3 separate regions of the Homo sapiens genome follow, and regions 1 and 2 are each linked to region 3. Evidence: chromatin contacts called from ENCODE Hi-C or POLR2A ChIA-PET data. All regions are on one chromosome and are shown on one strand. Each heading gives the region's core, a stretch centred on a gene start or an enhancer-like site at or near the end of the contact. The rest is flanking DNA. Distances are from core to core; before and after follow the strand shown.

Evidence for each region. A loop is a pair of places that touch in the nucleus more often than their neighbours do. ChIA-PET counts read pairs that join two places held with the same protein, here RNA polymerase II (POLR2A). Pooled maps may share reads with other maps.
Region 1: a loop to region 3 is called in a map of CD4-positive, alpha-beta memory T cell, with 3 times the contacts of the local background. The contact joins the promoter of HINT2 here to the promoter of RNF38 in region 3. A Hi-C loop is called at or near these places in 2 of 168 maps with a recorded cell type or tissue (CD4-positive, alpha-beta memory T cell and naive thymus-derived CD4-positive, alpha-beta T cell), 1 of 37 single-sample maps with no recorded cell type and 9 of 50 pooled maps.
Region 2: a loop to region 3 is called in a map of CD8-positive, alpha-beta T cell, with 4 times the contacts of the local background. The contact joins the enhancer-like site here to the promoter of RNF38 in region 3. A Hi-C loop is called at or near these places in 2 of 168 maps with a recorded cell type or tissue (CD8-positive, alpha-beta T cell and naive thymus-derived CD4-positive, alpha-beta T cell) and 2 of 50 pooled maps. POLR2A ChIA-PET finds 5 or more read pairs at or near these places in 1 of 52 experiments (OCI-LY7).

Annotation. Positions count from the first base shown.
Region 1 is chr9:35,813,633-35,816,968 of GRCh38, reverse strand. It overlaps HINT2 (histidine triad nucleotide binding protein 2), which reads left to right and starts at 1,927. Exons shown (of 5, transcript NM_032593.3): 1 at 1,927-2,070; 2 at 3,185-3,325. The coding sequence starts at 1,990. FAM221B (family with sequence similarity 221 member B) reads left to right here. Exons shown (of 7, transcript NM_001012446.4): 7 at 1-578. RefSeq lists silencers at 1,285-1,464, 1,795-2,114 and an enhancer at 1,555-1,734.
Region 2 is chr9:37,144,994-37,148,129 of GRCh38, reverse strand. The region is part of intron 2 of ZCCHC7 (zinc finger CCHC-type containing 7); the gene reads right to left. Among named protein-coding and RNA genes, the nearest start is that of ZCCHC7, 26 kb to the right of the region's middle. Within about 2 kb of position 1,554, at least 8 of the 41 ENCODE cell types and tissues checked have a DNase peak (open chromatin) inside an H3K27ac peak, as active enhancers do; they include CD8-positive, alpha-beta T cell and OCI-LY7, where a contact is called at or near this core.
Region 3 is chr9:36,398,470-36,401,655 of GRCh38, reverse strand. It overlaps RNF38 (ring finger protein 38), which reads left to right and starts at 1,387. Exons shown (of 12, transcript NM_022781.5): 1 at 1,387-1,559. The coding sequence starts at 1,548. LOC124902152 (a long non-coding RNA gene) reads left to right here. Exons shown (of 2, transcript XR_007061475.1): 2 at 71-191. RefSeq lists silencers at 328-787, 818-1,147 and an enhancer at 1,358-1,427.

The DNA.
Region 1 (3,336 bases), core at 678-3,177, 590 kb after region 3:
TTATCTCTCGCCCTTCTCCAGGGCAACTCTAGGGTCTCCCAGTGTCCCAGAGGCACCACAGAGAACTGCAGCCTCTGGGGCCCAGAGAAGAGGCCATTCTACATTTCCTCACAATTAGGGGGGCCATCTGTTCCTCCAAGGGAAGGAATGCAATCTGGACTGCTAGGATCCCTGGGGAAAATCACAGAATCAAATGTCTGCCCTTTAGAGGAGAAAGGATTTTCTAACAATAATATAGCTATACAAAAGAGATTGTTATATCTCTAGAAGCAAAGTTCCCCAACAGTGGTTATATGCCCCATGATAACCATTCACCTAAAACTAATTCAACTAATAGTCAACAATAGAGTTAGGATTACTATGATAAACTCATTGAAGGAAATAATAAGCAGCCAATACAAACTATATTTACGTAGACTGTAAAAATATGAAAAATTGATTACACATGGGTTAGTATCATATGCAATACATATTACATATTATGAAAAAAAGACAGGAAACACCAAATGTTATTCATTCAACAATTACTGACCACCTATATGTATCAGGTCATGTGTTTAAAAAAAAAAAAAAGAAAAAAAGAAAAACCAAAGAAACAGTGGTAACTTGTCCTATGTGATATCAGACTAAAACTTACCTAGCGTCTGAGAATATTAGTATTTTGTGACCCCACGTTTCTTATGTCAAAAATATATATTCCAGCAGTGCAAACCTGACTTATTGGTGCCTCATACCTGTAATCCCAGCACCTTGGGAGGCCGAGGCAGGAGGATCACGAGGTCAGGAGATCGAGACCATCCTGGCTAACACGGTGAAACCCCGTCTCTAATAAAAATACAAAAAATTAGCCGGGCGTGGTGGCGGGTGCCTGTAGTCCCAGCTACTCGGGAGGCTGAGGCAGGAGAATGGCGTGAACTCGGGAGGCGGAGCTTGCAGTGAGCCGAGATCGCGCCACTGCACTCCAGCCTGGGCGACAGAGCGAGACTCCGTCTCAAAAAAAAAAAAAAAGAAAAAAGAAAAAAAGAAAAAAAAAGAAAACACCAGGCACCGAGCTAACTGTATCACACACCTTTTCCGATTAGAAAAGAACAATGAATACATACTCCTTTGCTTATTATAATTCTTGTGCGGCAAATATAGGACACTCTTATCTCCTCCTGCTCAAAAAAAAAAAATGCAAAAACCACAGACTTTTTAATCTATGGAGTGAATGCGTTAACAAGAACATAGAATTAAGGAAGAATTTCCCTTAGATAAGTACATTAAAATCTCCAAAATGCTCAAGGGACTGAAACTGCCCTTGTGGAGAAAATGCTGCGCATCAGCCCCGCCAGTTAAAACAAACAAACAAACACAAAAAAACACACCTCATCCCCGTTCACCTTTAGCCCCACCCCGGGTGGTTCTTGGAGCCAATAAGCGCCGGATGCCCTCAGAGCCCCGCCCTCCTCCTGGCCAAAGCGGTGAGAGGGTCTAAAACAGCCCTTTCTGCAGCAGGTGGCGGAGCCCCGCCCCCTTCTCCCCGCGCACCAATAGGAACCAGACCTGAAGAGGACGAACCAAGAACGAAAAGAACCACCCACTCGGGAGCCGCAACCTAGAAGCCAGAGTTGTGTATCAGATTCAACTAGGAGAAAATCCCACCTCCAGGCTCCATTAATCCTTCCAATGGAGTGGAAGTTTCTCTCACAGAGAAACTAGTAAGGGGATCCAATGGGAAAAGAACGTTCACACGGACTAGAAGACGAAACCAATGGAATGGAAAATTGTCCTCGCGTTGGTAGAAGCAGCCAATGAGATGAAAAGAGCCCGCCTCCAAAGTGGCTGCAGAGGCAATGGGGTGAATCGTGCTCAGAGGCGCGCTCCAATGGGGTAGCAGGGCTCGCCCGGCCGCCACTACCCCGCTTCCCCGCGCCCGGAGTCCCCACCCACGGCCGGCCGCGGAGCCGAGTGCTGACCCGGGTGAGAGGTTCCCGCGGCTCAGGGAAGATGGCGGCAGCCGTGGTGCTGGCTGCTGGGTTGCGCGCGGCGCGCAGAGCCGTGGCGGCCACGGGGGTGCGCGGGGGGCAGGTGAGAAGTGGCGCGGGAGCGAGTAGGGGGTCCTGCGGGCTCCGAAGCCATCCGGGGCCAGGGGGTCCCGAAGGCGCGCAGAGCCGCGCAGAGCTCCTGCCTGTGGCCTCTGCCCCTCCGAGGCACAAGCTCCGGGGCTGTGTGGTGAGGTCGAACTGGTGGCTCCGGAGAACGAGCTGGTGCTGATTCCCGCCCTGCGCAGGCCGGGGCGCCGAGGTCGGGACAGGGTCAGTGCAGCGGCTGCCGCCTTCTTTCCACTGCCTGCAGCCCAGCTGGCCCGATGCCCCCTGCAGGAAATGAGCTTTCTCTTCTTGGAGCCAGTGCTCTGCCCTCCTCAGGCTTCTGGCCTCCTAATGAGCACTAGTGTTAACCTCTCTTCTGCACTTGCCAGAAGCGGCTCGGAGGTCAGAGAATTCATTCCGTCCCGTTCTCCCCCAACGTGATGCAATGACATCAGCCTTCTCTGAATCCCTTACCCGAAGTTCCCTGGGGCTAGGGGAGCAGAGGTCACTTAGCTGAACTCTTACCTCCACTCATTCAAGGGACAAGAGTTAAAATTCACAGAGTCACATGTGACACCCAGATGAGGGGTCAACTAGTGTCAAACAGGGCGATTGCATTAAAACTTAAATAAAACAGGCGACAAGGCTTAAAGATCAGAAAACAAGTAACGGAAATAAGTGGAAATGTACTAACAAGGTGAGAGTGGAAAGAGATTCAAGCCATCGCAAGAGATTATGGAAACCATCCCTTTATTTTATATTAGAAGCTGAGAGAAGGAATTTATCTGAGGTAATTCAGTGGTATGGTAAGGTAGGAACTGAGACCAAAATCCCCAGTCTCTCATTCTAGATCCTTTCCCTAAACAGTGCTATATTTCGTGGACACATGAGCAGGAATCAATTGCACTGCTGAATCCTGATAATAATACCGCCTGTTATCTAACCAGGTCCAGCACCTTCTGGCCCTACCCTTTGCTGCTGGTGCTCTGAAATTCAGGAACTTTCCTCCTGGGTGGGAACGATGAATAGGTTATTAGAAGGACGAAATTAACAACTATCAGAGCCCAGCTTCTGCCAGCTCCCTCCTTTGAATATGGTCGATCCACCTTCAGGTCCGAGGAGCTGCAGGTGTGACTGATGGGAATGAAGTGGCCAAGGCCCAGCAGGCAACTCCTGGGGGAGCAGCCCCAACCATCTTCTCCCGGATCCTGGACAAGAGCCTCCCAGCTGACATTCTCTATGAGGACCAGCAGGTGGGGTGCTC
Region 2 (3,136 bases), core at 305-2,804, 750 kb before region 3:
AGTATCACAGAAAACCAAAAGCTTACAAATCTTTCAATTCAATGTCTACAATATACCTATAAAGTTAAAACAACAATAATACTGACAGATGCAAGTATAGATTCTTTTTTCTTCCTCAACATGAAAAAACAATTACTGACAGGATACCAGGTAAAAGTCAGCAAAAAATACAGGAATAGACATCATTATCACCAGTGCTCTTACAGAGCATCTTTATAAAATGGAGGCAAAAACTCCCTTTCAATCAACCTCCAATATGTTATAATGTAGATTTTTTTAAAAATGCAATGCTAATAAAAATTAGTTGATAAGTATTTTTCATTCAAAAGCCACAAATGTTTGATCTGCATTAAAAAGCTATTAAAAAATCAATTCTAACTTACAATTTACTCAAATACCAGTGGTTTCTTAGATGCTAATAATAAAGCACTATATGAGCTATTACTTTTATTCCTAATATGATTGACATATCTTTTATGAAAGAAAGTCATGTGCACTGCAGGAAATTTAAAAGCCCAAAATGTTAAAGCTCTGAATATAAAATTTAACTAGCAGACTGACTGAAATACTAGATCTCTATTTTTATTCTATTCACTCTTCACTCACCTTCCATTTATTTTCTTGGGATTTGTTTTTTCCCCCCACTCTTATTTTTAATTTTATGGAATAATAAGATACACCCACCTATAGCTCTACATCAGCCAATATTAGACACTTTCAAAACAGCTTGCTTGCTTTATCTCTCTTTCTGTATTTGCTAGGTATTACCTGGTTAGACAGAAAAACAAAGCATTAAATGAAAGTGGTTTTTATGGGACAAAATGTTTTTCCATTACATTACAATGTCTATTATCCTAGTGGTCTTAAAATGAAACTATATTATATTCCTAAACTTCCCTTCAACTGTTTTTGAAGTAGCATAATTTGGAGGTGTTTGGGTAGAAATTATCGGGGCTAACTTTTTAATATTGCAATTATTTATTAAATTGATATATATAATTCAATTGTTTACAACAGTTACTATCATATGAAAGATACTATAGAAACAGAAGTCCTAATGAATTATCTTTGGGATAGCCTGGTCTTCACCTATACTTACTACTGTTATTTGAATGTTAATTTCTGGACCTACTCTATTAGATAGCTAAAGTTAATTAATTCAACTTTAAGTTAAGAGAGAAGATACAAATAGTTGATGTTATTCCCTATGTTTTTAAAATATAAGGTCAATCAATATAAGTACCCACAAATTTTAAATTATTTAAATTATATGAGCATCTGACACTGAGGCAGATTTTCAACTTAACATCTATTTACTTCTTTCAGCTTCCACTGAAGTCAAACACCAAGTAATGAGAAGAGAAACAAAATTTTTAAATCTGTCCTTATCATATTACAAGCACATTAAAGACTTCTCTCTTATTTTCCAAAGAGCTTGAGAAAATGTTGAGCAGCAAAAACTGCATTATTCTCTCAAAAGAAACTACTTTCCTTTTTGATAAACAGTAAACCACATGAGGAAGTTACCACTGAATTACTTCCTGTTACTTGAAAATGTTCTAACTAATACAGCTACCACACGTTTTTAGTTTTTAAAACGAGGGTGGGATAAGTAAAGGGAGGCTTAATTATTAGACAATAATAAAGCAGGCCTAATTTACCATATGGCCAAGACAGCCATTTTTCATTTGGAGGATCTAAGTCCTTTTCAAATTATAATGAAAGAAAAATGTAGAACAATCAAACATGCAGACTTTGTAGAAAAGTGTTTCCTCAGAAAATTGGATACACAAATATCAGAAAGCAAGGGCCATCCATTCATTATGCCTGAAACCAAAGGAGGAAAAAAGCCTACATACAGAATCTGTAAGCTTCATAACTATTGGGATCGTCAAATTTTTAATATTCAATTCCATAATAAATTATTCTAGGTACCAAAAAACTACAGCAGTAAGCAAAGGACTTAATACAATGATATAATCTAAATAAGGTAAATAAGGTACACCAAAAACTCTGAGATAAATGAAGCAACTCTCGAAGAATGAGTTAAAATAGTAATCGCACTTGCTTAAATTAGTATTTATCATTTCTAATGTTTAAAATAAATAAAATACCAAGTCTGAATCAGCCTACAGGTATATTCACTTAAAGATGAATGAATGTGAAAATGTGTGTTCTACACACTTCAACAAGATATAAGACCTACTGTCCAAGATAATTATCCACTAGCAAAATAATTCCTATTTTAATTTTGGGTTATATTCCTTGCTTTTAACAGATCAGCATCTCCAATTCAATTTATAGGAACAATTTTTGTTCAAAATTTAACTGAGGCATCTCAATCTATTAAACGAGGAATATTACTCAATTGAACACTGATTTTAATAAGAATTTTTTTAAGTTAAGGATCTAAAGCAACTACCAATCTAATAAGTAGTTTTAAAAGTTGGGTATGCTCCTATTTTCTGAACTCAAGCAAGTTTGCATTTTTACTTATTTATAATAGCATAAAGAATCAACTTTTAGGCTGCCTCCTTTTCAATTAAGGCTTGTTTACACCTGACAACTATCTTTATCCCAGAACTCTAATGTTCTGCTTTTAATAGCTCAATCTATGTTTCTATCCTAGAAACTGAAAAGGTTTTTTAATTTTGGAGCTTTTTGGTATGTGCCCCTTCTGAACGATAATTACATATTCACAGCAAACTAAATACAATCTTAAGAAGTATGTACAAGAATCTGAAGTAGACTTCTAGAAACATAAAAGTATTATTTGATATAATAAAGACAGTCTGTTTTTCAGATTAAAAAAATACAACAGGAAAAGGAAAATTTTAAACAATTTACTTAATTTTGCCAATTTTCAACATGGTCCCTTTTTTAATCAAGGTCTACATATTTGAAAAGTTGACTATTAAAATTCTTAATGAATTTAAAAGTACTGCTGTTAAAACTTCCCTTTAGCCCATTCAGCCCCTTAACTAATCAAACAAAGAAACAAATATTACAAGACGAAGGCTGACAAAAAATCATAATGAACCTCTCAGATGAGAAACTAATTGGTACTAAGTACACAATGGCTTACATTTAATCCTGTTAATAACCACACAAAAAAAGAAATGAAAGACTCACTTTT
Region 3 (3,186 bases), core at 138-2,637:
TCTTGTATCGTGATTATCAGGACAGGAGCCAAGCCGGCTTCAATCTTTGTTCTTATTTCCCCTCCCCAAGCGACATCTGAGCAACTGTCACACTTAAGGAAGCCTCGGACAAGTTGGGTTCGAACCTGTTGGCTTGCTGCATTGAGAGACACCTTTGTGTACTGCAATAAAAATTCTTACTTTTCGGGCCACGTGAATGCATTTATGCTGTAAGAACTACGTGAGGTCAGTTACTGTTTGATTGCGGAGTTTTGTAGGTAGGAGGCACGGAACAGTAGCAACAATTTACTAAGAGAAAATCTATAGGAATTGGAACAGGGCCCTGCGGTCCGCAGGGCAGCGGGGGGCGGGCTGGGGCGGGGCTGCGCAGTGGTGCTGCGCGCGGAGCTCTGTTGCCGGAACTGGTCCGAGTCGTGCGCCGGGCCGCGCGCAGCCCCGCCCCGCCCCGCCCCGCCCCCTTCCCCCTCGGGGTGGAAACAAAGGGGGTTCGGCGCGCGGTGCGGAGCCTGGGGGAAAAGGGAGGAGCGCTCCGGTGGTCTGGCGCGCTGGGCTCGCTAGGTTTGTGCTGGCGAGGGGACGGGGTGGGACGGGCGACCCGGACCCAAGAAGTGGGAGGACCGCGCGTGTCGCGGCCTAGCGGCGAGGGGAGTCGCCTGCGCGCGCAGCGGAGGCCAGTGCGCCGGCGCATAGGGAGCCCGGGTCTGTGATCGCCGAGGCGGGGTGAGGCGGGGTGCGGCGGGGCGCGGCGGGGCGGGGAGGGGCGTGGCCGGGCCGGGCCCCTAGTGCGGTGTTGCGGGACGGGGCCGAGGCCCGGTCGGTTGGGGCGTGGGGGCGGAGAGGATGGAGCCTCCGAGGCGTTAGGCGACTCTGTCATCTCTGGGCGTGCAGCCGTCGTTTCCTGGCGCGGCCCGTGTGATGGTGCCGGGAGGAAGGAAGCGCAGTGACAGTGCCTAAGTTGGAGCCGGGGTTCCGGGGGTGAGGAGGCCCGCGGACGGCGGATCTGGCGAGCTGGCCGCGGGCTGGGCGAGCAGTCACAATAGGAGGCGGCGGCCCAGCGAGGATCCGCGGGAGCTGCCCGGCAGGGCGGAGCCTCCCCTCGCAGGTACTGGCCGCCGCGGCCGTTGGCTGCAGCGCGAGGGCGGGACGGGCTGCGGGCCGTTGAGAGCCTGCGGGGCCGCGCCCGAGTCTTGGGCTAAGGTTTGCCTCGGCCGCCCGGCGCTCTTTGTTCCCGCGGTGGCGAGGAGGCGCGGTCTCAGCTCGCGGAGCCGCCGGCCCGCTGCCCGGCAGATGGCCTCGCTCTCTCGCTCCCTCCCTTTTTGCCGAGACGCAGGTGAAATGATGTCACCCAGGAGAACGCGGAACCCGGTCGAAAGGGTCCTCTCTGGCGTCCTTCTGCTTCCGTGGGTTTCTGGATAGGCTGCGTTTTGTTCTCAGGGGATGCAAGTTCTTCCTTTCAGGGTTGAAGCGTGAGAGAGGTTGGTTTTTGAAACGGGAGTGTTTCAGGTTATTGAGGTCCAAAAAGAAATAAAGTTTTTGTTTACGTCTGTATGGCTTGTAAGGTAAAGTATTTTTCTTTGTGTTGCAAAAATGATATATGCTATTATTCAGTAAAAGTTGGGTATGCTAATTCTACCGTAAGTAGAAACACACACATGTAATTATTGCCACCATTATATGAATTGCCATTTCTTTTTTCTTAAGCGGTGGACTTAACGTATGAAAACTTAAATGTATACAAAGCTCATAATACAGTTGTTACCTTAGAGTTGCAAGTCTGCTGTATTCTGTTTGGCCTTGATTGCGAGTGTTGTTATACTTGAAAATTTACCGTAAATTTTTTTCAATAGCAAACAAACCTTGTATGTAGGCTTTAAAAAAAATTCCCTTTTATAGGGACAGTTGGAATCGAAGTAAAATTGTTCCTATCTTCAGGGAACACCGTCTAATGGAAGAAATAGAACTTTTGTAGAGATAATACGAAACCACATACATATAGATGTCAGATCAGGTGTGGGAAGCTGGGACACACTTGGAATAAAAAGATGAAATTTCTGACTGGAAGTTTACCTGGGAATTGTGTCACTTCAGATACTCCTTTCTCTGGGGTTTATAAATATATATTTATAATATATTTATTTATAATATGGTATTATATAATATATTATATATATTTATAATATGGTATATTTCACCTTTTGCAAACCTGCTAATCATACATTGTTCATTCAATTTTAAGTTGATTTTTATGATATTTCTGTAAGACTTATTTCTAAGAGATTTGAAGGCCTTAGCGCCTATAGTTGAATAAGTTCTGCCACAGACTCGTCATGTGGGCCTCAGGCTCTCATCTGTAAAATATAAAAAAAGTTGGACTTAAATAATCTGTGGGTTTTCCACCTCTGACTTCGTCTGTGATTCTAGAAGGTAGTTCGTATTTCCATACTTGTTGGGCTTTATATGCCCATCTTGTTTTTATAGTTAAATTGTCAAGTATTACTCTGGGTGAATATTGAGGAGAATTTTCTCTACTAAAATAACCTAATTTTTGATGAAGAGTAAACAAGATGGCATAGTCAGACATAACTGACTGTTAGCATCATAATGTAGAGTGTAGATCTGTTGTCTCTCTGCCAACAGCATTGGATGAGGCTTTTAATTCATGTTACATTCCTAGGCTGTTTCTGTTTGTGCTCACTTTCTTTTTTTGAGGCTGTGAGTGGAAAGTGTGGGTGAGAAATTCTTATGATAAAAGTTTCTGAAATGATTAGGTACTTGCTCAGTATGGAAAGATTATTGGTCAAGATTATGTCTTCTAGTTTATTCCACCTATTTCTCTGTACTACCTCTAGTTTGGTTTAGGCCACCACCATTTTGTAATTCATCTTGCTGGAAAGGTAGTTCTTAATTAGTCTTGATTGTTGCGTTGTGTTTGTTTTGGTTTTCCTGCTAAGAAAACATGTCAGACAGTTTTCACTTCCATTTTACTCTACTTAACTCACAGCCTTTTCTCTGGAAAGAGCGAACAGATTGTAAACATGGATTTGAACAGTATAGTTCTTGTCTAGTTCATCAGCAAACGTTAATTAATACGACGTTATCTAGAGGAGATAAAGCATTAATACTTGAACTCTATATAGTAAATTAATGAGAGAAATTTAGAATAAACAGATGAAGAAGAGGGGTCAT